2 separate regions of the Homo sapiens genome follow, and region 2 is linked to region 1. Evidence: chromatin loops called from intact Hi-C (ENCODE). Cell type or tissue: dorsolateral prefrontal cortex. All regions are shown on one strand. Links, peaks and the distances in the headings refer to the core of each region. The heading gives the core; the rest is flanking DNA.

What was found. A loop is a pair of places that touch in the nucleus more often than their neighbours do. Peaks named below come from ENCODE experiments on the same cell type or tissue, not always from the same donor. Only the 100,000 strongest peaks of a DNase experiment are listed, where the experiment ranks them.
Region 2: it touches region 1 in a loop (2.8-fold over the local background); 4 of 110 quality-filtered maps call a loop at or near these places.

Annotation. Positions count from the first base shown.
Region 1 is chr2:214,305,222-214,315,975 of GRCh38, forward strand. The region is part of intron 15 of SPAG16 (sperm associated antigen 16); the gene reads left to right. Among named protein-coding and RNA genes, the nearest start is that of VWC2L, 100 kb to the right of the region's middle. In dorsolateral prefrontal cortex, for the core only: CTCF peaks have their summits at 5,319 (motif pointing right) and 5,544; no DNase peak of the experiment used is centred there.
Region 2 is chr2:214,569,820-214,580,573 of GRCh38, forward strand. It overlaps VWC2L (von Willebrand factor C domain containing 2 like), which reads left to right. Exons shown (of 4, transcript NM_001080500.4): 4 at 5,853-9,157. The coding sequence ends at 6,001. Among named protein-coding and RNA genes, the nearest start is that of VWC2L-IT1, 65 kb to the left of the region's middle. In dorsolateral prefrontal cortex, for the core only: a CTCF peak has its summit at 5,490; DNase peaks (open chromatin) are centred at 5,412 and 5,932; H3K4me3 peaks cover 1,773 bases; H3K27ac peaks cover 3,254 bases.

The DNA of each region.
Region 1 (10,754 bases), core at 1,563-9,562:
TCTTTGTTTCTTGCCTGTAAATTTAAGTTTCTTGTAGACTCTTGTTATTAGACCTTTGTCAGATGCAGTTTGCAAAAATTTTCTCCCATTCTGTAGGTTTTCTGTTATCTTTGTTGATAATTTTCTTTTGCTGTGCAGAATCTCTTTAGTTTAATTAGATCCCATTTGTCAACTTTTTCATTTTGTTGCAATTGCTTTTGGTGTCTTCATCATGAAATCTTTGCCTGTGCCTATGTCCTTAATGGTATTGCCTAGGCTCTCTTCCTTGGATTTTATAGTTTTGGGTTTTACATTTAAGTCTTTAATGTATCTTGAATTAATTTTTGTATATACTATAAGGAAGGGATTCAGTTTCAATCTTCTGTATATGCCTCACCAGTTATCCTAGCACCATTTATTGAATAGGAAACCTTTTCCTTATTGCTTGTTTTTGTCATGTTTTCAAAGATCAGATAGTTGTAGCTGTTCAGTCTTATTTCTTGGTTCTTGATTCTGTTCCACTGCTCTATGTGTCTATTCTTTTACCAGAACCATGCTGTTTTGGTTACCATAGCCCTGAAGTATAGTTTGAAATCTGGTAGCATGATGCCTCCAGCTTTGTTCTTTTTGCTTTGGATTTCCTTGTCAATTTGGGCTCTTTTTTGGTTCTATCTGAATTTTAAAATAGTTTTTTTTTTCTAGTTCTTTGAAGAATGTCATTGGTAGTATGATAGGAATAGCATTTAATTTATAAATTGCTTTGGGCAGTATGACCATTTTAATGATATTGATTCTTTCTATCCATGATCATGGAATGTTTTTCCATTTGTTTGTGTCATCTCTGATTTCTTAGAGCAGTGTTTTGTAGTTCTTCATATAAAGATCTTTCACCTCCCTAATAAGCTGTATTCCTAGGCATTTTATTCATTTTGTGGCAATTGTGAATGGGAGTTTGTTCCTGATTTGGCTCTTTCTTTGACTGTTGTTGGTGTATTGGAATGATAGTGAATTTTGCACATTGATTGGGCATCCTGAGACTTTGCTGAAGTTGTTTATTTGTCAAAGAAGCTTTGGGGCTGAGACTCTGGGATTTTCTAGATATAGAATCATGTTGTCTGCAAATAGAGATAATTTGACTTCCCCTCTTCCTATTTGCATGCCTTTATTTCTTTCTCTTCCCTGACTGCCCTGGCCAGAACTTCCAATACTATGTTGAATAGGCATAGTGAGAGAGGGCATCCTTATATTGTGCCAATTTTCAAAAGGAATGCTTCCAGCTTTTGCTCATTCAGTATGATGTTGGCTGTGGGTGTGTAATAGATGGATTTTATTATTTTGAGGTATGTGTCTTCAATACCTCGTTTATTGGAGAGTTTTTAGCATGGATGGATGTTGAGTTTTATTGAAAGCCTTTTCTGCATCTGTTGAGATAATCAAGTTTTTGTCTTTAGTTCTGTTTATGTGATAAATCACAGTTTCTTAATTTGTGTGTGTTGAACTTGCATGCATCTCAGGGATAATGCTGACTTGATCTTGGTGGACAAACTTCCTGATGTGCTGCTAGATTGCCAGTATTTGTTTAGGATTTTTGTATCAATATTCATCAGGGATATTGGCCTGAAGTTTTGTTTTTTGTTTTGTTTTGTTTTTGTTATTGTATCCCTGACAGGCTTTGGGATCAGGATGATGGTGGCCTCATAGAATGAATTAGGGGGGAGTCCCTCCCCTCAGTTTTTTGGAGTGGTTTCAGTAGGAATGGCACTAGCTCTTCTTTGTACATCTGGTAGAATTCAGGTGTGAATCCGTCTAGTTCTGGGATTTTTTTGGTTAGTAGGTTATTTATTGTTGCCTTGATTTCAGAGCTCATTATTGGTCTGTTCAGGGATTCAGTTTCTTCCTGGCTCAGTCTCGGGAAGAGGTATATGTCCAGGAATTTATCCATTTCTTCTACATTTTCTAGTTTATGTGCATAGAGGTGTTCGTAATGTTCTCTGATGTTTCTTTGTATTTCTGTGGGGTCAATGGTAATATCCCCCTTTTTTGTTTCTGATTGTGATTATTTGCTCTTCTCTCTTTTCATCTTTATTAGTCTAGCTAGCAGTCTATCTATCTATTTTATTAATTTTTTCCAAAAAAACAGCTCCTGGTTCATTGATCTTTTGAATGGTTTTTCATATCTCAATCTCCTTCAGTTCAGCTCTGATTCTGGTTCTTTCTTGTCTTCAGCTAGCTTTAGGATTTGTTTGCCCTTGTTTCTCTAGTTCTTGTAGTTGTGATGTCAGGTTGTTAACTTGAGATCTTTCTTTCTAACTTTTTGATGTGGGTATTTAGTGCTATAAATTTCCCTCTTAACACTGCCTTAGCTGTGTCCCAGAGATTCTGATATGTTGTATCTTTGTTCTCATTAGTCTCAAAGAACTTCTTGACTTCTATCTTAATTTCATTATTTACCCAAAAGTCATTCAGGAGCAGGTTATTCAATTTCCATGTAATTGTATCTTTTTGAGCAAATTTCTTAATCTTGATTTCTAATTTGATTGTGCTATGGTCTGAGAGAGTGGTTGCTATGATTACAGTTCTTTTGCATTTTCTGAGGAGTGTTTTACTTCCAATTATGTATTTTACAGTATGTGCCATGTTGCAATGAAAAGAATGTATATCTGTTGTTTCTGTGTGGAGAGTTATGTAGATATCTATCAGGTACATTTGATCCAGTGCTGAGTTCAGTTCCTGAATATCTTTGTTAATTTTCTGTCTCAATTATCTGTCTAATATCATCAATGGGGTATTGATGTCTCCCACTATTACTGTATGGGAGTCTATGTCTCATTGAAGGTCCCTAAGAATGTGCTTTATGAATCTGGGTCCTCCTGTGTTGGGTGCATATATATTTAGGATAGTTAGCTCTTCTTGTTGAGTTTAACCCTTTACCATTATGTAATGCCCTTCTGTGTCCTTTTTGATCTTTGTTGGTTTAAAGTCTGTTTTGTCTAAAATTAGGATTGCAACTCCTCCTTTTGTCTGTTTTCCATTTTCTTGGTAGGTTTTTCTCTATCCCTTTATTTTGAGCCTATTTGGGTCACTGCATGTGAGACGGATCTATTGAAGACAGAATACCATTGGGTCTTGGCTCTTTATCCAGCTTGCCACTCTATGTCTTTTAATTAGGGCATTTAGTCCATTTACATTTAAGGTTAGTATTGGTATGTGTGGATTTGACTCTCATTATGGTGTTAGATGATTATTTTGCAGATTTGTTTATGTGGTTGCTTTATAGTGTCACTGGTCTGTGTACTTAAGTGTGTATTTGTAGTGGCTGGTAACAATCTTTTCTATCCATCTTTAATGCTTCCTTTAGGTGCTTTTGTAGGGCAGGTCTGGTGGTAACAATTCCCTCAGCATTTGCTTGTCTGAAGAGGATGTTATTTCTCCTTTGCTTATGAAGCTTAGTTTGGCCAGATATAAAATTCTGGTTTGGAAATTCTTTTTTTTTTAAGAATGTTGAATATTGGCCCCCATTCTCTTCTGGCTTGTAGAGTTTCAGCTGAGATGTCCATTATTAGTCAGGGGCTTCTCTTTGTAGGTGATGTGGACTTTCCCTCCAGCTGCCTTTAACATTTTGTTTTTTTATTTTGACCTTGGAGCATATGAAGATTATATGTCTTGGGGATGATCTTCTTGTGGAGTGTCTTACTGAGGTTCTCTGCGTTTCCTGAATTTAAGTGTTGCCCTGTCTAGCTAGGTTGAGGAAATCCTCATGGATGATATCCTGAAATATGTTTTCCCAATTGGTTTCATTCTCCCCATCTCTTTCAGGTACACCAAGACATTGTACATTTGGTCTATTTACATAATCCCATATGTCTCAGAGGTTTTGTTCATTCCTTTTCATTCTTTTTTTCTCTAGTCTTCTCTACCTGTCTTATTTAAGAAAGCCAGGCTTCAAGCTTTGAGATTCTTTACTCCACTTGGCCTATTCTGCTATTAATACTTTTGTAATTGCATTATGAAATTCTTGTTTTTAAGTTCTGTCAGGGTGGCTATGTTCTTCTCTATACTGGTCATTTTGTCTGTCATCTCCCATAATGTTTTATCATTATTTTTAGCTTCCTCGCACTGGGTTACAATGTACTCCTATAGCTCAGTGTACTTCCTTTCCATTCAAATTCTAAATTCTACTTCTGTCATTTCAGCCATCTCAGCCTCAGCCTGGCTTTAAACCCTCTCTGAAGAGGTGATGCAATCATTTGGAGAAAAGAAGGTACTCTGACTTTTTGAGTTTTTAGTATTCTTGTGCTGATTCTTTCTCATGTTTGTGGGCCTATCTACCTTCAATCTTTGAGGTTGCTGACCTTTGGATAGGTTTTTTTTTTCTTTTATCCTATTTGATGACCATGAGGGTTTGATTGTGTTATAAGGTGGAGTCAGCTGACTAGCTTCATTTCTGGGAGATTTTAGGGGGCCAACACTCAGCTCTCAACCTTTGGACTGTGTACTATAATTCTGGGGGACTTCTATTGGGCCCCAACTTTGTTCTCTGGTTTGAACCTTGAGGTTTGGAGTTCACTTTGCCGGGGGAACCAAAGTGTGGCAGCTGCAGCAAAGTGCAAGTGGATACAGGGGTTCCTACCTCCCTGAGAGCATTCACCACAGTGGTAGAGGCAAGGCAGCAGCTGGGACAGCAGGTTGTGGGGTGTCCTGCTGGAGACTGTGCTGTTGCACTAGAGGTGATGTTGGCTGGTTTATTTTTTGTTGGTTTTCAACTTTCTCTTGGATCTCATTGAGCTTCCTTATAGTCTATATTTCTAATTTTTTATCTGTCATTTTCAAATTTTCATTCTATTGAGGATCCATTGCCATAGAAGTAGTGTGATCTTTTGGAGGTGTCAAAGCACTCTTTTTACACTGCTGGAGTTACTGAGCTGATTCCTTCTCTTCTAAAGAAACCGTCATTTTCTTTCTTTCTTTTTTTTTTTTTGAAATTGCTATTGTTTGCAAGGGACTTTATATTTATTTTTTCCTCCCTTGAAGGTGTGACTGTAGTACATATTTTGTATGATCATTTGGCTTCTGGGTGCTTTTAGACAACCGAGGCTCTGTATGAATTCATTGGTTATAGATAGCTTTTGTGTGGTGGCTTTCTCAAATTCTGCTTGTTGTAGCTATACATTGGGCATATGAGCCAATTCACTCTCTTCTAGGAGGCCAGGAATACAGGGATCTCAGGTAGCTGATGTCCTCCCTAGCACTGTGTCCTTCTGTCAGCCACTTTTTGTTTTGTTTTGGTTTTTGTTTTGTTTTTGGTGAAGTTTGGTCTCCAGTAGGTGGTGCCAGAGCCAGTTTCCCTTTGGATATTGAGATGATGTGTGGAAGCACCTGCCCTAATGAAGCTCATGGAGGGAGTTTGTGGTGGGATGCACTGAGGTTTCCAGGGTGGTAAAGAGAGGGCTGCACCAGCTCCCCATCCTGGGAAGTCAGGAATATGATCCACTTCCATATCATGCCCCTATCTCAGGGTTCATGGCCTTCAGTTCAGATAGTCACTGTCCTTTATCTCCAGGCCACAATGCAACTTAGGTCTGTGAGAAATGCCTGTCTGGTGGCTACTGATGAAATGACCTTTCAGCAGAACCTCTTCCCCCAACACCAAACAGATGACTCTGCAGTTAGTTGGTTTACACTGTTTTGCAGTGATGCTGCCACTCTGTGTAGAAAGGCAGAAATTAGCCCCGTTCTATGTACAAGCCTAAGCAGTGGGCACACCTTCACTGAGGACACAGCTATCCCAAAAAATGCTGGAAGGAGGACACTTACGGCAACCTCCAACAGGAAAGGCCTTGGCTACCTCTGCAGCAGTGTACGGGACAGTGGGAGATCCATTTCTGGCCACTAGGGTCACCTATCCACTAGGGCAGAACAGTGCCCCCTTTGGAGATCAGCACTGTTACCTGCATTTCCTCTGTTCCGAGGAGCGCTTTGGCAGTCTGCATTCCCCCTCTCTCCCTCTCTCTAGGGTCAGCACACTCGAAGGACTATACCTCTAGGGATCCCACAGCTCCCCAGGGACCTGATGGACCTCTGTAGTTGCCAAAGTCACCGTGGGTTTTGAGGTTCCCTGGGTAGGTTAATGACCCATAACAGATACACAAACAGTGTGGTCCCTGCCACCTGAGTCTGAGTTTGGTGTGAGTGTGAGCACACATGGAGGAAATGGCTGCCTCGTGCTGTGCCTGCTGGAAGTTCCCAAATTGCCACCAACAAACAGCATTGTTCTGGGTTGATTGATAGGGGAACCCCGACAGTTTGGCTGTTAGTAGTCTGTCACACAGGTGAGAGGAGCAAGAGATCCCCCTATTGTAACCTTTTGTCAGGACTCTAACTTCCTCTGGGGTCAATCTCTGCCAGATTCTGGCTGCCTTCCTTTTCTGCATCCCAACTTCTTTGTATGGGTTCTCCAACAGGTTTCAGCACACTTTCCTCAGTTCCACTTGGGTCATGATTATTCACCTGCAAATTTGATCTTCTTTCTGAGGAGAAATGGCATCCAACATCTCTAGTCAACTGTCTGGGGAAAAAAACTAATTTACTTTCTAAATGTTTCCCTTTAGTTAGTTAAGTTTAAAATGTGATTTCCTCCAGGAAATAATGATAATCTCTCTCTTTTGTGGCTGAAATGTATGCCCCACTCTACATAGCATACTTAGAGTCAGTGATGTGGATCCCACCCTCATACACCCTTACTCTTTTTTTATTTGAAGTAATAAAATAAAAACCTTTATCAAATGAAATGAGTTAATACTGACAGCGTATATTTGAAAATGAAAAATTGTAAATTTATAAGCATAAAAGTATCTCCACACTAATAAGAGGAATTATTCAAAGAAAGAAAAAATATTTTACATGGGTTTTAGTGTGTGAATCATTTCCTTTGTGATGAAAATGATCGTGTTTAATGATATGAATCATATCTTTTAACAGTTATGATAAATCTTCTAAATTCAAACTGAAAATTATATATCAGAGTCTTCCAAATTAAAAACAAAAGAAAAACCCTCCCAGGGTGAGTTAGTAATTTTTAGAGCTGTATTATCTCTCAGTTTATGCACTTGAATACCACTTGGTAAATGTACCTGCTGCACCAAAGTATACTTTAGTTTCATGCAGAGTAAAGATAACTCATTATATCCTTTTTATCATTTGAACATCAATGGCTATGGAAAAAGTAATTTTCATCCTGGGTAAATTTGCTCATATTCTCAAGGTGTACATGGACCTGACTTTGAGCTGTGTGTATAGGGTTCTTGGTATATTATTTAGTATAGGTCTAGCACATTCCAGAGCAGATTAATCATCCTCTAAATGCTCACTTCTCACAAACAGAAACCAATGTATCGACCTCCATGTGCCCTAACCTGCTGAGCTGTGTTGATTTGATTTATGGGAAGTTGATCATTCACACTAATAATCTTTTATCACCTTATGTATGGGGAGCACAAGGCATTGGGTTATTTTTTTGGCTTTTGCAGGAGTCTATCCTTAGAATACAACAGTGATTTATAATTATTTTTCTGAAGTATCATTTAGATATTCTAAGCAAAAAGTCTCATACAGTGTAATATAATTAGTACTCTATTTCTGAATGGACTTTCCCTTTCTTGCTTTTTTTGAAGCAGATTATCTAAGCTCATTTCTATTGAGAGAGATCTGCTAACAAAGCATTCAAGTTAGGGTTATCACTGTCAAAATGAAGTGGAAAATGGCAACAACTCCTTTTTTCATTAAAAGCTAAATAAACAAAAATTCATTTAGTATTAAAAAAATGATGACAGGAAGAAAACCAACAAAGCTACCTGCGAATATTTCATTACATAATTTTAAACAACTTAACTATAGATAAAATTGTTTTCAGTAAACAAAATACTTTAAAAAAAAACAGGTAAGTCAAATCAAACATTTACTTTAGTGAAATTGAAATTATTATTTACCTACCTAAGTGTCATCTTTAAGAAAATGAAAATCACCATAAATATTTGTCAATGCTGCAATATATACTAATTATTCCAACCAATACTACTACTATCTACCAAACTATGTGCATTCCTGAAAGGACCTTTGTGAAGTTACATTACTTTTCATTAATTTTAAGGACTTTCTTTTCCCTGGATCTTTAATTTACATGTGTCAGAGTGCTCCCAAGGATTCGATTACTTTTCATTTTATTCTAGAATGTTGATAAGATATATTTGGGAACATTTATCTAAGCTGCCATTTCATTTTTAGTAAAATTAGGACATAAACATGCAAACATTATACCTCCTTGTAAGGCTTAAATAGGTCAGTGTACTGCCCTGGCACATAGTAAGAATTGCATAAATATTATCTAGTTTGAAAAGTTTTTATAATTCCTACTAATTAACATTCACTAGTTTAAAGTATTTCTACAAATAATTTTTATATTTTTCTCTTTTTTCACATGACCTCTTTGCAATTCTTCTATCCATATTCTTCTCCAAGTTCTTTGGTTTTATTTCCAAAATAAAAGTCCTGAAATGAACAATCAGATCTAAATACCACATTCAGGATAATGACCATGAGCACTGAATGGCAGCATAACATTTAATGTTTTATTCTTTTGTTTTTAATTTTTAACCGCTTTTTTTCTTCTATACAACTAAACAATGGCTCGTATCTTTATTAGCTGCCTGAAATGACTCCTAAGTATTCTAAAGAGATTATTGCTAATTCAAAATATATGATTATGCACTGGTAATTATTCCAAATAAATCTACTTAATAGTAGCATTATTGATTTGTCAACTTGCAGCATTGTATTTGTATCTAGGCCTAATAATTTTGTATTTATTTCCAATTTTTCTGTGGTTCAGTGACTAACATTGCATTGTTACTACAAACTAGATGAACTGAAAATCAGCATGCACATGGTCAGTTGCTTCTGGAAATAATTTTAATTTTGCCTTGAGTTATACTTTCTTAGAAATGGAATTATTACCATCCCATGAATATCATTTTTCACATACTTAACATATTTTTTCATAAGTTAGTTCCATTTATGTAAATATGGTTGTAGCTGCCTAGTGTTAAAACTTATGGATGACAATTAGCACAAATATTGAGTTACATTTACTTATATAGGATTTCTAAAAGTGCTTTGGGAAACCCCAAGTTTATACTAAGTGCTAACTTTAATCTTGTTTCCAAGTTCTAAAACATGAATGACATCATGAAGTCTCATTCTGAATTTTCAGTGTTGATATTTATTCAGCAATAGGAGCAAAGACCCTACAGTCAGTCTCTGTGGGTTTGAATCCCACCCTTATCACTCACTAGAGAAACCTTAGGAAAGTTACTTAACATCTTCTCAAATACCTTGTTGAATTTGGAATGACTGCTTTTAGGATAAATGGAGGTAAGAAAAGAGGATATTCCAATAAAGTGGAACAGTTTAATAAAGGCATGGGCAGGAGACCCAAAGAAGTAATTGATTAAGTTAGGGGATGCACATGGTGTAATAAGTTGGAAATGTTTAAAAAAAGTGGGTTCACATTATGGAAGACATTCTTGAACATCCAGAGAAATAGTTGGGCGAAAGGTACTATAATGAAAGCTGTTTTAAAAACACTACAAGAGTAACTCATGCATGAGGAAAGAATAAAAAATGAATGCTGTTGAAGCAAGAAAGTAGCTACTGCATTCAGCCTGATGGGTAGTGGAGAAGGTTAAACCAATATGATACTGTATTAAAAAAAAAAAAGAAGGAATTGGAAAAATATGAGAGAATTCTAATGAAATAATTGCACGGATGAATGCTTCTGAGCCCATCACATCCTAGTCACAATTCCTGGTTTCATTTATTTTGTTTCACTGTTTTTCAATAGCAAGAGAGGAATTAACAGCTAACTGAGGCAAGCATCAGCACAGAGGCAGGGAGCATTAGGGGTGGAGCAGTCAGGGAACAGGAAGACTGCAGTGTCATCTTGAGTGACACCAAAGAATATAGCCCCATACCACCTATTTCCTCCATCTGTTAACAACATTTCTCAAAACCAGGGCTACTGTCAAATTTATAAATACTGTTATTTCTAAATGTATTTAACTGATTTAAATATGTTTGCTACTGCTGGTTCCCTTATAATCTCCATTTATAATATTTAAAAGGTTCTGTGTTGGCATTCAGATGGAAGAAAAAGCATGAGAAATTTCATCTTGAATATGAGGTTATCTAAGGAAAGAATTCGGTTAGCTTCAGGTGAATTTATTCTTCCCCCCTCCAGCCCCATCTTTTTTATTTATTTATTTATTTATTTATTTATTTATTTATTTATTTATTTTGAAACAAGGTCTTGCTCTGTCACTCAAGCTGGAGTGCAGTGGCACAATAACAGCTCCCTGCAACCTTGAACTGCCAGGCTCAGGTGATCCTCCCACCTCAGTACTCTGAGTGTCTGGGACTACAGGCGTGCGCCATCATGCCTGGCTAATTTTTAATTTTTTTGTAGAGTTGGGGTCTCACTATGTTGTCCAGGCTAGTCTCAAACTCCTAGACTCAAGCAATCCTTTCACTTTGGCCTCCCAAAGTGTTGGGATTACAAGCATGAGCCACTGCACCTGGCCCTTCTTTTTCTTTTTACCAAATTATGCGTAAGTATTTCCCTGATTGGTTTGGGGTGTTTCGATTTAGTTTAAAATAGAAATATATGTTTTAAAGTAGTGCAGACCTCTAGCTTTTAATCCAGTGACAGCAGTAAATAAAATGAG
Region 2 (10,754 bases), core at 1,569-9,568, 260 kb after region 1:
CAGGTTATATATTTACTCCCCTTAATGCAATCATGTGATGTTTAATGCTTAACATCGTAAGTAAACACAGACTGGAAGAGGTGTAACCAGGGTGGCTATCAACTTCCTTTTCCATCCAATTTTTATGCACCTTTTTATGGGGAAATTTCAGGGCTTACCAGGAAAAAAAAACTGCTCAGCTCTTAATACCACAAATATGACAGAGACCCTTCAATTTTCTGCTGGTTTTGTAGAATCCTGGATGATTGAAACTGGAAAAGATCATTTTAAATGCTTTTTCTCTGATTACTAGATACACTGGAAGGTGCTTTATGGTCTATCTTGAGGAGGTTGAGGTGAGAAGATGGAATAAAAAGGGGCTGAAAGGATAGAGCCCTGGGCTCTCCACAGCCACCTCACCAGAGCAACTCTGCTGTTATATATTTCTCATATTGTTCTTCCTTGTAAGATTTCTTTTGAATGATTCCTACTGTGGAAAAATGTTTACCAACCAGTTTTCATTTTATAGATGTGCAAAATATGTGCTCAAAGAAAAACAGAATGTGGAAAATTATTATTATTCGAGATAGGGTCTCACTTTGTCACCCAAGCTGGAATGCCATGGCGTGATCTTAATTCACTGTAGCCTCAACTTCCTGGGCTCAAGAGATCCTTCTGCCTCAGCCTCCCAAGTAGCTGGGACTGCAGGGGTGCACCACCATGCCCAGCTAATTCTTTGCATTTTTCATAGTGATGGGGTTTTGCCATGTTGCCCAGGCTGGTCTCAAACTCCAGCTCAAGCAATCCACCCACCTTGACCTCCTAAAGTGCTGGGATTACAGGCGTGAGCCACCATGCCCGGCAGGGAAAATTACTTAGGTGTTTCATTTAAAAAAAAAAAGTTTTCATGTGTGAATTTTCCTACCTTTTCCTCTTTGCTCCTAGCTCCAACTCCCAGTAAAAGATTCCATCTCCAATTTTATCACATTTTCACAAATATGAATCCTGAGACTAGACCACTTAGGCCCCCATTTGTGTGGGGGTTACAGAGCACTTGAGCTGATAAGTCATAGAACCTCCCAGGTCTCCTGAGTTATGGGCCACTTTAATTCTGCTTTTTGGTTGGTCTATGTCCAGCAGCAGTGAGAACTTCACTGCTGTCAAAAGGGAAGTCTAACTGCCCAAGCATCTTCTCCAAGAGAAATTTCCTTTAGTTTTAAAATAAATTATGTTTTCTGAAGACTATATAAATACACAATATAAAACCAGTAAACCTGATAAAGACCTATAGAAAAACAATCTCACTTGTTTCTAGCCACATCAAATTTCTTGCCTCAGTATGCAAACACAAAAACCAACTAGACTTCTAAATTCTGATCAGAAGCTCAGGATCCGGGCAAAGGAATACAGTAATGCACTCCTAGCTACCTGTCTCTTTTCCTGGGCTATTAGAAGCATCCTCTATTTCAGAGAGATATGAATTCATATCCCATTGATGCCATTTCCTGGATGTGTGATTTCTGGCAAGTTACTTTTTATCTGTGAGGTTCAGTGTCCTGAAGATAAGAACATGCACTTTTTATGTGGTTTGTTGTAATAATTAAACGAGACAAATTCCTGGCTTGAAGTAAATGTTCAAGAAATTATCACCATGTGTTTTCATTCATTATCAAATACTCCTATATATTTAATACTAACACTAGGCTTGATATATAAAGCCTGATTCCTAAGTTCAGAAAATAAGTTCACTTCCAATATATAATTAGTTTATACTATTTCATTCAGTTAAACAAATTTATACTTTCCTAATATTTGTCAGACACAGTAGTAGACCTGGACCATAAGAAATAACAAACCTTCAGTTCCTGTCTTCAAGGATCTGACAACTTAAACCATACCTGACAGATAAGACCGATATTCTCTCTCATTCTCTTTCATTCTTTCATTCACATTCTTTCATTCATATTCTCTCTTTCTTTCATTCATATTCATTCTCTCTCTCTCTCGATTCAGGGGCTCCCTGTATTGCCCAGGCTGGAGTGCACTGACACAACCTTAGCTCACTGCAGCCTCGACCTCCTGGGCTCAAGCAATTCTCCACAGTCAGCCTCCCCAGTATCTGGGACAACAGGTGCACACCACCACTCCTGGCTTTCTGTTTTTGGTAGAGACAAGGTCTCACTATGTTGCCCAGGCTGGTCTCAAACTCCTGGGCTCAAGTGATCCTCCTGCCTCAGCCTCCTAAAGTGCTGGGATTACAGGTGTAAGCCACCACAACCAGCCTACCTCCTATATTCTTAAAGATCACTAAAAGAGAGGCCCTCACCACATTGCTGGCAACTACTACATTCAGTTCTCAGTCCTCTGAAGAATTCACATGATGTGTAAGTGTGTTCAATTCATTGAGAATCAATATGTCTCCATTTTCTCTTATTCTAGACCCCAGAAGGAGGAGAGAACAGTTGTTCACCATTTTTTACATAATAAGCCTTCATTCTTTGAGAGTTATTGAGTTATTCCTCCATCTTCTCTTTCTAGATTAAATAATTCCAATCCCCTTAACCTTTTCTCAGAGGTCCTATTTGCCAGCCTTCAGTTTAATCATTTTCATTGCTCCCCTCTGGAGTCTCTCCAAATCCTCTGCATTAAAATACGTTGCTTTGCCATTGAATTCACTCTTTTAAGAAACGTATTCCCTTATTTCGACCAAGACAAAAAGAAATCAGTCCCCAAATACAAGGTAGACAGTAGATAGAAGGGTAGATTTCCTATGTAAAGAACTCATGGTGGGCTTTCATATGCTCAAATCAAATTTGCATTTACTGTCACCACTATTAAGGAAGAAGGGCTAAAACCAGAATCATTTTAAATAGTGCCAACCATTCTGCCTGACAATTATCTAAATTACTTTTAAGCAGATAAGACTATTAACAGCAAACTTGAGACTTCTGTAGTTACACCTAAGGTTCTCAGACAGGTACTAATAAAAAATCACTGTACTACTAAAGCTAATGAGATCAAACAGGAATTTTTGATTCTGTAAAATACCTCTGGCCATCAGGTAGAGGTAAGAGCTTACCATATGATTTACAGAAGTGCCTTTGGTTAGGCCTGGCACGTGCAAAGATCTTTCTTTGCATTCTGTCAATCAATATACAGTCATTAATATTTCTTGAGCTGAGAGTGCAGCAAATTCTAAATGACTCTTAAGAAATGGTGTATAGAGGTTAGTCAAATACACACTGACCGTAGTACGATACCAGCATATGCAGAAAGGGGTGGATATGAAAACCAGAGCTCTAGTAAAATATCCCTTCAGGATAAGCATAGAAATTTGTAAGAATTCTCTTTTCACAAAGATTCCTCCCTGCCTGTTTCTCTTATTGTGCCACTGATATTACCCAGCCTCCCGTGAGCCAGTAGCATGTCTCTACACATACACATACACACACACACACATACACACATACGCACGCTCACACGGTTAAGATTCTTCTGACTGTCGAATATCCAAATCTTCTCAAGAAGCTGGGAAAACTCTTACTGGATAATATCTTGCCTGGTTCAGGGACTTCTTTTAAAACCACTATTTAGAATTTTATTTTCCCATGTGGAAAAGTTAAAAGTATACAATTGGGGTAAACAGACTTGGTTACAAGGGGACAGGTGGCAAGAGGAACCACTGCCTCCTCCGGTTTGACTCCAGGCAAATAGGTGGTAGTTCACTCTAGTATGATTATTAAAGCTAGGTTGGCCCTGGCAAGACCCTGTTTGGCCTAGAACTGGCTGGGCTGAGAGAGGTCTGTCAACAACGGCCCCAGGAGAATGAGCTACATTCTGGAAAAACCTCTCTGCCAAGTTCTCTGAAGACTCCCTCAGTTCTGAGTCCAGAACAAATTCGTGGTTTAGTGTTGAATTTTCCCAGGGAGCTGTAGACCCAAAGGCAGTCCAATCTATCGAACAATGACTTAAATCCCAAGACCTATGGAATTAATATTGTAGCCCTTAAATAATCAGCAATAAGGATGGCCAGTGGCTTAGAATCATAGAATCAGAACAAGGCCAGGCGTGGTGGCTCACACCTGTAATCCCAGCACTTTGGTAGGCCAAGGCAGGTGGATCGCCTGAGGTCAGGAATTCGAGACCAGTCTGCCCAACATGGTGAAACCTCATCTCTACTAAAAATACAAAAAATTAGCCAGGTGTGATGGCGCTTGCCTGTAGTCCCAGCTACCTGGGAGGCTGAGGCAGGAGAATTGCTCAAGTCCTGGAGGCAGAAGTTGCAGTGAGCCAAGATTGCGCCACTGCACTCCAGTCTAGGTGACAGAGTGAGACTCCATCTCAAAAACAATAACAACAACAACAAAATGAACAAGAAGCACCCTTCTGGGTGAAGGCTGACAGCTTGCTAGCTGTTTGTCAGAGCTGACCCTTATTTCCCTCCTGCTCTGCATGGCTCTTCACGCTTGAGCACATGCCAAGTGTTTGTGTTACAGAGTGAAGAAAGGCATAGGAACTCCACCACTGGTAAGTGTATGCACTATTGAGGTCTGGGAGCTCTGAAACAATGGGCAATTAAAACCATAACATATTGAATAGCCTTGTGTTGATAAGTATATGTTGTAATTAATTATAATTTTATAAAAAGCAAGACTCCAAATATGAAGCGGAACTACACATAGCCCCAGATTTCATTTATTTGATGGTAAAGACAGTCTTGCTTATCAAGGGGGTAAGAAAGTGAAAGTAGGGCACTGATACTGATATGCATTGCCATGTTACTTTGTAGTGGTTATGGTGAGTGGCCAATAATGCCAGGTTAATAAATCACTGGTAGACACAACTCAACATTCTCTCTCTTTACCCAAATGTGTACCTCAGAGACTTAATACCAAATTGCTTCAAAGAAAGAACAATTTGTACCATCCTACTATAATCCAGTGCACTTTGGGAAGCAATTTTTTTTTCCATTTGAATTTGGGAACTATAGTAATAACAACTAACACTGAACACTGATATTCCTACGTTGGGAAGGTCAAAAAATGCAAGAAAATAAGGGGAAAGTAAGAAAAAGGAGGGAAAGACAGAAAAAATTTTTAAAAACCTGAAATTGGTGAATTTTTTCAACATTCATCTATAATGAGCAGGGGACATTTTCAATAAGGCTTTTGAATGTCAAAAAGTAAAATAAAATTCCTGCTGACTTTCAAAAGCCCACTATTTTGGGTCATTCTTTAAAAAAAAAAAAAAAAAAAAAAGAGCCAGCAGATTAAAGGAAGTCCATTTATAAAAATCAAATGAACCTCTAACAAAGCTTGTTCAGGACATGAATAAATCATCTGGTCATGAATTATTCATTGTTATCAAGAAACAAGCTGGGGATTCCAGGAACTGGGCTGGGGAGGCACTGAAACTGGGGAACGAGCGAGTTTATTGTCTCATACCCACCACAGGAAAAGAGAAGGACAGGCCAAGGGTGCCACCATCTGAGGCCGACCATGTCAGCCCTCCCTCGTGTTTCAGAGCATACGCTGGCAGCCTTTACACCTCAGAGGACAAAACAAATACAGTTTAACCCACAGAACCTAAATTTAGAAAACTGCATGTACTCAGGAAGCAGAAAATACGATTTTTTTTGAAGATTGTCTCTTTTTATTTAAGTTCACAATATACACGGGAAATATGAGCTGTGTGCAAAAGGTAGCAGAGTTGCAACTTTGAATTTCAAGGAGATGGCTAGAAAATTCCTTGATGATAAGTCAGTAGAGTAGTCTGACTTACTCATTTATGGCTTTGGGGCTTGGGTTTGGATGGTGGGGAGAAAGGGAGCCTCTCAGATTTAATCAACTAATCAATGTATCTGTGTGTTTCAGGTCCAAACTGCTTTGCAGGAACGACGATAATTCCAGCTGGCATTGAAGTGAAAGTGGACGAATGTAACATCTGTCATTGTCACAACGGGGACTGGTGGAAGCCTGCTCAGTGTTCGAAACGTGAATGCCAAGGCAAGCAGACTGTGTAGGACAAACTTCCACCCAATGATGAGTTCTTAGGAAAGGATGCTATGGCTTCAACACTGCACATGTTTAACACAAAACAAAACAAACAAACTCCTGCCAGCTACAACAGGGTCACCAGCAAAACTTTCTAGGGTTGACAAAAGTGAATATTTTCCTAAGAGGAAATTTCTTTCTCTCTTGCTATATAAAATATATATAGTATATAGCTATCTAAATCGCTTTTGTATTTACCAATGCTTGATGGTGACTTGACGACTGGATTGCTGGAACAAAAAGAAAGAAATAGCCTTGCACAGGCTCCTTCCCTGGTAATGCCTCTGACCTACCAGCTCACTGTCCCCTGGTTTACTTCATTTTTACTCTTCTGTACATTGTACATGGCATTGTTCTCCTGTAATATTTGTTTTTTCACTTTTAGAGTCTAAGGGGCTAAATTTGACTGCACAGTAAAGTTTTGAGTTGTGTAAAAAAAAAAGTTTGGTAAAGGAATGTCAGGGGAAATATCTTTCCCGAGCTGGGAAACACAAGAGCATCCAGTCAATTGCTCCCCTAGGGTGAATCATGCCCTGTAGACTAAGGAAAGAGGGGTGGGCACATAGACGGGCCTATTGCTGGACAGGGTTGGGAACAAGTACTTTGTCCATTACGTGGGGGCTCACAATTTAATTCTTACAAACCACACATTTCATATGGAAAACCTCGAAACTGCCAATCAAAATCTATTACGTAAAGAACACCATAAGCTCAACTAAAGAATCCAAAGAGAGACAGATCTTTAAAATTGTAGCATTAATCATCAGACTTTTTCATGATGTGAAATTTGAGTTTGGTTTGTAGCTAAACACACTCTAAACTCACTGTCATCAGGCAATATAAATACCAGAACCAGGGTGAGAAAACCCACTGTGAATCCAAATCCTTATGAACATCTCTGGCTTTTGAGTTCAGATTTGGCTAAAAGTCAGTAGTACACACTGGCAGTTTTTGTGGTTCGGGACTGTGTTTGCCATGTTGTAGTAACAACCACTCAGCCCTATGTCTGAAACACAGATTCAGGACACCCTTTCCACCTCAAGTGCTGATTTAAATTAAAGATTAGGGTAGAGTGAGTCTTGCACAATACAATTCCATTTGTTGAACATTTTTTAAAATGTATATATTAGATACTGAAAAATTAAAGTGAACCTTTGAAGAGTCTCTAGGTTGCCCTGGTAATGCTGCTAGTATAGTAACAGAAAAAACAAAACACACAGGGTATCTGATGCCACCTCGATTCAAGTGCAAAATTAACAATTCTGAAACCACATGGCATAGTTAGTCGCTTATTCCATGCTCCTGCCCTAAAAACCCTGGCACAGATCTGATAGGGTCCTTGAAGAGACTTTACAGTTGTCTTTATTATCAATGTTCTTTCTTTTTCTGCTCCCCCAACCTGGGCTTTGCCATAGCTCCTGTGGAGAGCCATATTCTAGAGCAAGGTGTCTCAATCTTAGTAGGATTGACATTTGGGGCCAGATCATTATTCGTTGGTGGGGGCTGTCCTGTGTGCTTTTAGGATGTTTAGCACCATCACTGGCCTCTATCCACTAGCAACATCCCAGCAACTGGTGACAACCAAATTTCTCCAGACATTGCCTAATGTCCCTAAGGAGTGGGAGTGAGGGGCCTAATTTCACCTCGTTGAGAACCAGTGGTCTAGAATAATCAGTATAGAGTGGTTTCTGGCAGGGGACACAGTAGGCAAGCTCTAGCAGCACCTGTGGCTTTTGTGAGCTTCTGATCCCTATGGGACATACACAGTCAGCATTTCCAAGGGGTCAGTCTTCTCCATAGAGAGTGAGGCTTCTAATGCTATAGGCCCACCCTCAGGAAACATATTTTTTTGAGTCTTGTCAACTGGTTTTTCATTTAAAATTGTCAGCCTCTCCTCCCTGGAAGCATCTGCTGTCATCAAGAAAGAGTTGTCATTTCCAAAATTAACGTGCTGACGAGTCAGACCTGACATTCTTATGCACACTGTGCTTGCGTTATGATACAAATAGCCATGCCGGCACCATCCCGAGGAAGAGCATCAAGCCACCTTCCCTTAGAACACCAATTTGCAGCAAGGTTGGTGCCTTTCATTTGCCACCATGGATACATCATATAGACAGTCATGAATCATTCATGAGCAATGCTGCATGATTTATGTCTGCACTCAAAAGTAAAGGAATTCCACACTTTAGCTTATGTCTAGACAGAGATGTATTATAGAGCTTTCTTTGCCCCGAGGTTGCCTGTTGCCAACTTCAAAAATCCACACTCTTGGAAAGAAATAATAATAATAAATGACAGGAATAAGGTTTGAAACTCAGAAAATATCATTAATAGAGCCATGCAGCATAGTACCTTATCTATTATTAAGGAGTTACTATGTCCTTTTTTAGAAAACAGAAAGAGAGTACAACTGGGAAGCTGAAGTGCAGAAATTTTGCATCAAAGCATTGGCACAGCGAGAGTCACAGCAAGAATTTACTAGAATTGAATGGGACATCCATTAAGGATCTCTCTTCAGAGAGTTTGCAGAAAGCAGGCTGTTCTGTGGCCTCTGATAACCAGCTAGAGAGAGGGATTTTTATGGTTGGTTTTGTTGTTGTTGGATTTTCTTTTTCTCAAAGTTTCACTGCAGGCTGTTTCCTTTAAGATTTTGTAGCACTGACATTTTTCCCCCTTTAGGGAGAGATGAACCTATACTGTGACAATTTCTCATAAACTGATAAACATTTTACAACTTCCTTCTACCCAGGTCATTGAGAAATTCTTTCCAGACTCTGAACAACAGAGCTCTGGTCTCATCTGTTGTTTGTTTCTTGTGAAGTCTTTGTTTGCAGCCACACTGTCATCTCTGTACTCCTATTTCTCCTCCGCCTTTGGTTCTCGGCTTTAACAACAGCTATGTTAAAATAAGGGATCAACATCTTGTTTGTCAGCTGATGCCTATTAAAAACGATTCAGTTTCTAAAATCTTTGAAAAATGGCGTGCCTGAAAACTAGTGAGAAAAAAAAAAAACCTAAACACTAAACTGTAAAAAGGGGATTCTAGCAACAATATTTGATGTGTAAAAGAATATATTATTAAAAAATTATTTTGTTAAATATAAAGTGTGTTAACCAGCAAACATTGTTTGTGGTATATTTTCCTTCCCACATTTCTCCTTTCTCCCTACCCTCATTATTTAATGACTAATTCTCGGTTACTTCTATCATTTGAAAGTACATGTGTCATTAGAGCTGTATTCAATTAGAATGAAGCATTAGCTTTTGCATTTGCCTGCACACATTTTCATTTTTCATAACGCAAGGCATTGCTGACTTGGGGATCCGAGAGGAGGCTCAAATAAGCCAGCAGTGACAGGGTAAGTGATAGGAAAAGTCTTTTCCTGACCCCAGATCCATATACTATGCTAACGATAATCTATAATTATTGAGTGCTGGCTCTGAGCCAGGCCCCGTACTAAGCTCTGTGCCCACAGGATTGTATTCAATCCACACAGCACACCTATGAGAGAGGAACTCTTGTCATTTCTGCTTTGTTCTTGAGGAAACCGGAATATAAAGAGGCTAAATGCTTTGCCCAAAGTCACAGGCTAGTAAGTAGCAAAGCAGGAATTCTTTATTATAAAAGTTTTCAAACATATATAAAGAAAATAGCATCAAGAACCTCCATTTACCCATTGCCCAGATTCAACAGTGATCAAGATTTTGTGAATTTTTTTAACAATCCAACAAATGTTTATTAAATAACCAATGCTACTACCTACAGTTCATTTAACGCTTACATGCCAGAGACTATGACTTGAAATTTACTTATATCATCACACTTAATTCTCATGCAACCCCTTTAAAGAGGTAATATTATTCCTAAATTACAAATCAAGAATCTAATAAGCTTGCATATAACAGTGAGATCATGCAGTAGTTTTCATTCTGGTATGGCTTATTTCACTTAATATAATGCCCTCCGTATAATACTTCCTTTATTCTTTACCCCCCTTAAGTCTTTTTTTCTTTTTTTTTTTTTTTTTTTTTTTTTTGAGACAGGGTCTCACTCAGTCACACAGGCTGTAGTGCAGCGGTGCGATTACAGCTCACTGCAGCCTTGACCTCCCTGGCTCAGATGATCCTCCCACCTCAGCCTCTCAAGTAGCTAGGACTACAGATATATCAGGCCTGGCTAATTTTTTTGTAGAGATAGGGTTTCGCCATGTTGCCCAGGCTGGTCTCAAACTCCTGGGCTCAAGAAATCTGCTTGCTGTGGCCTCCCAGTGTGCTGGGATTACAAGTGTGAGCCACTGTGCCCAATCCCTCTTAAGTTATTTTAACCAAATATCAAGCATCGTATGATTTTACCCTTACAATTTGCAGTAATCATCTAAGAAAAGTGACATTTTCTTACAAGACCATATTGTTATACAATATTTTATTAAACCTAACAAAATAAATCCTTAGTATCATTTAATATTTAATCCATATTAAAACTTCTTAGATTTTCTAAAATATGAGAGAGAAGAGATGTTTGCATGATTCAAACAGTCCATAACTTTGGATGTGGTTGTTTTGCCTCCTAAGTTCAGCTATGAATTCTGACAGAGTCCTTAGTTTATTGTTCTTCGAGCATTTGTGTTTCTTAAAGCTCCATGGTAAACTTCTTTCTAGACTGAGCAGGGAAACAGCAGGGCAAGAGGCTTTCTACCAACTGACCTCCAAGGGTCAAAG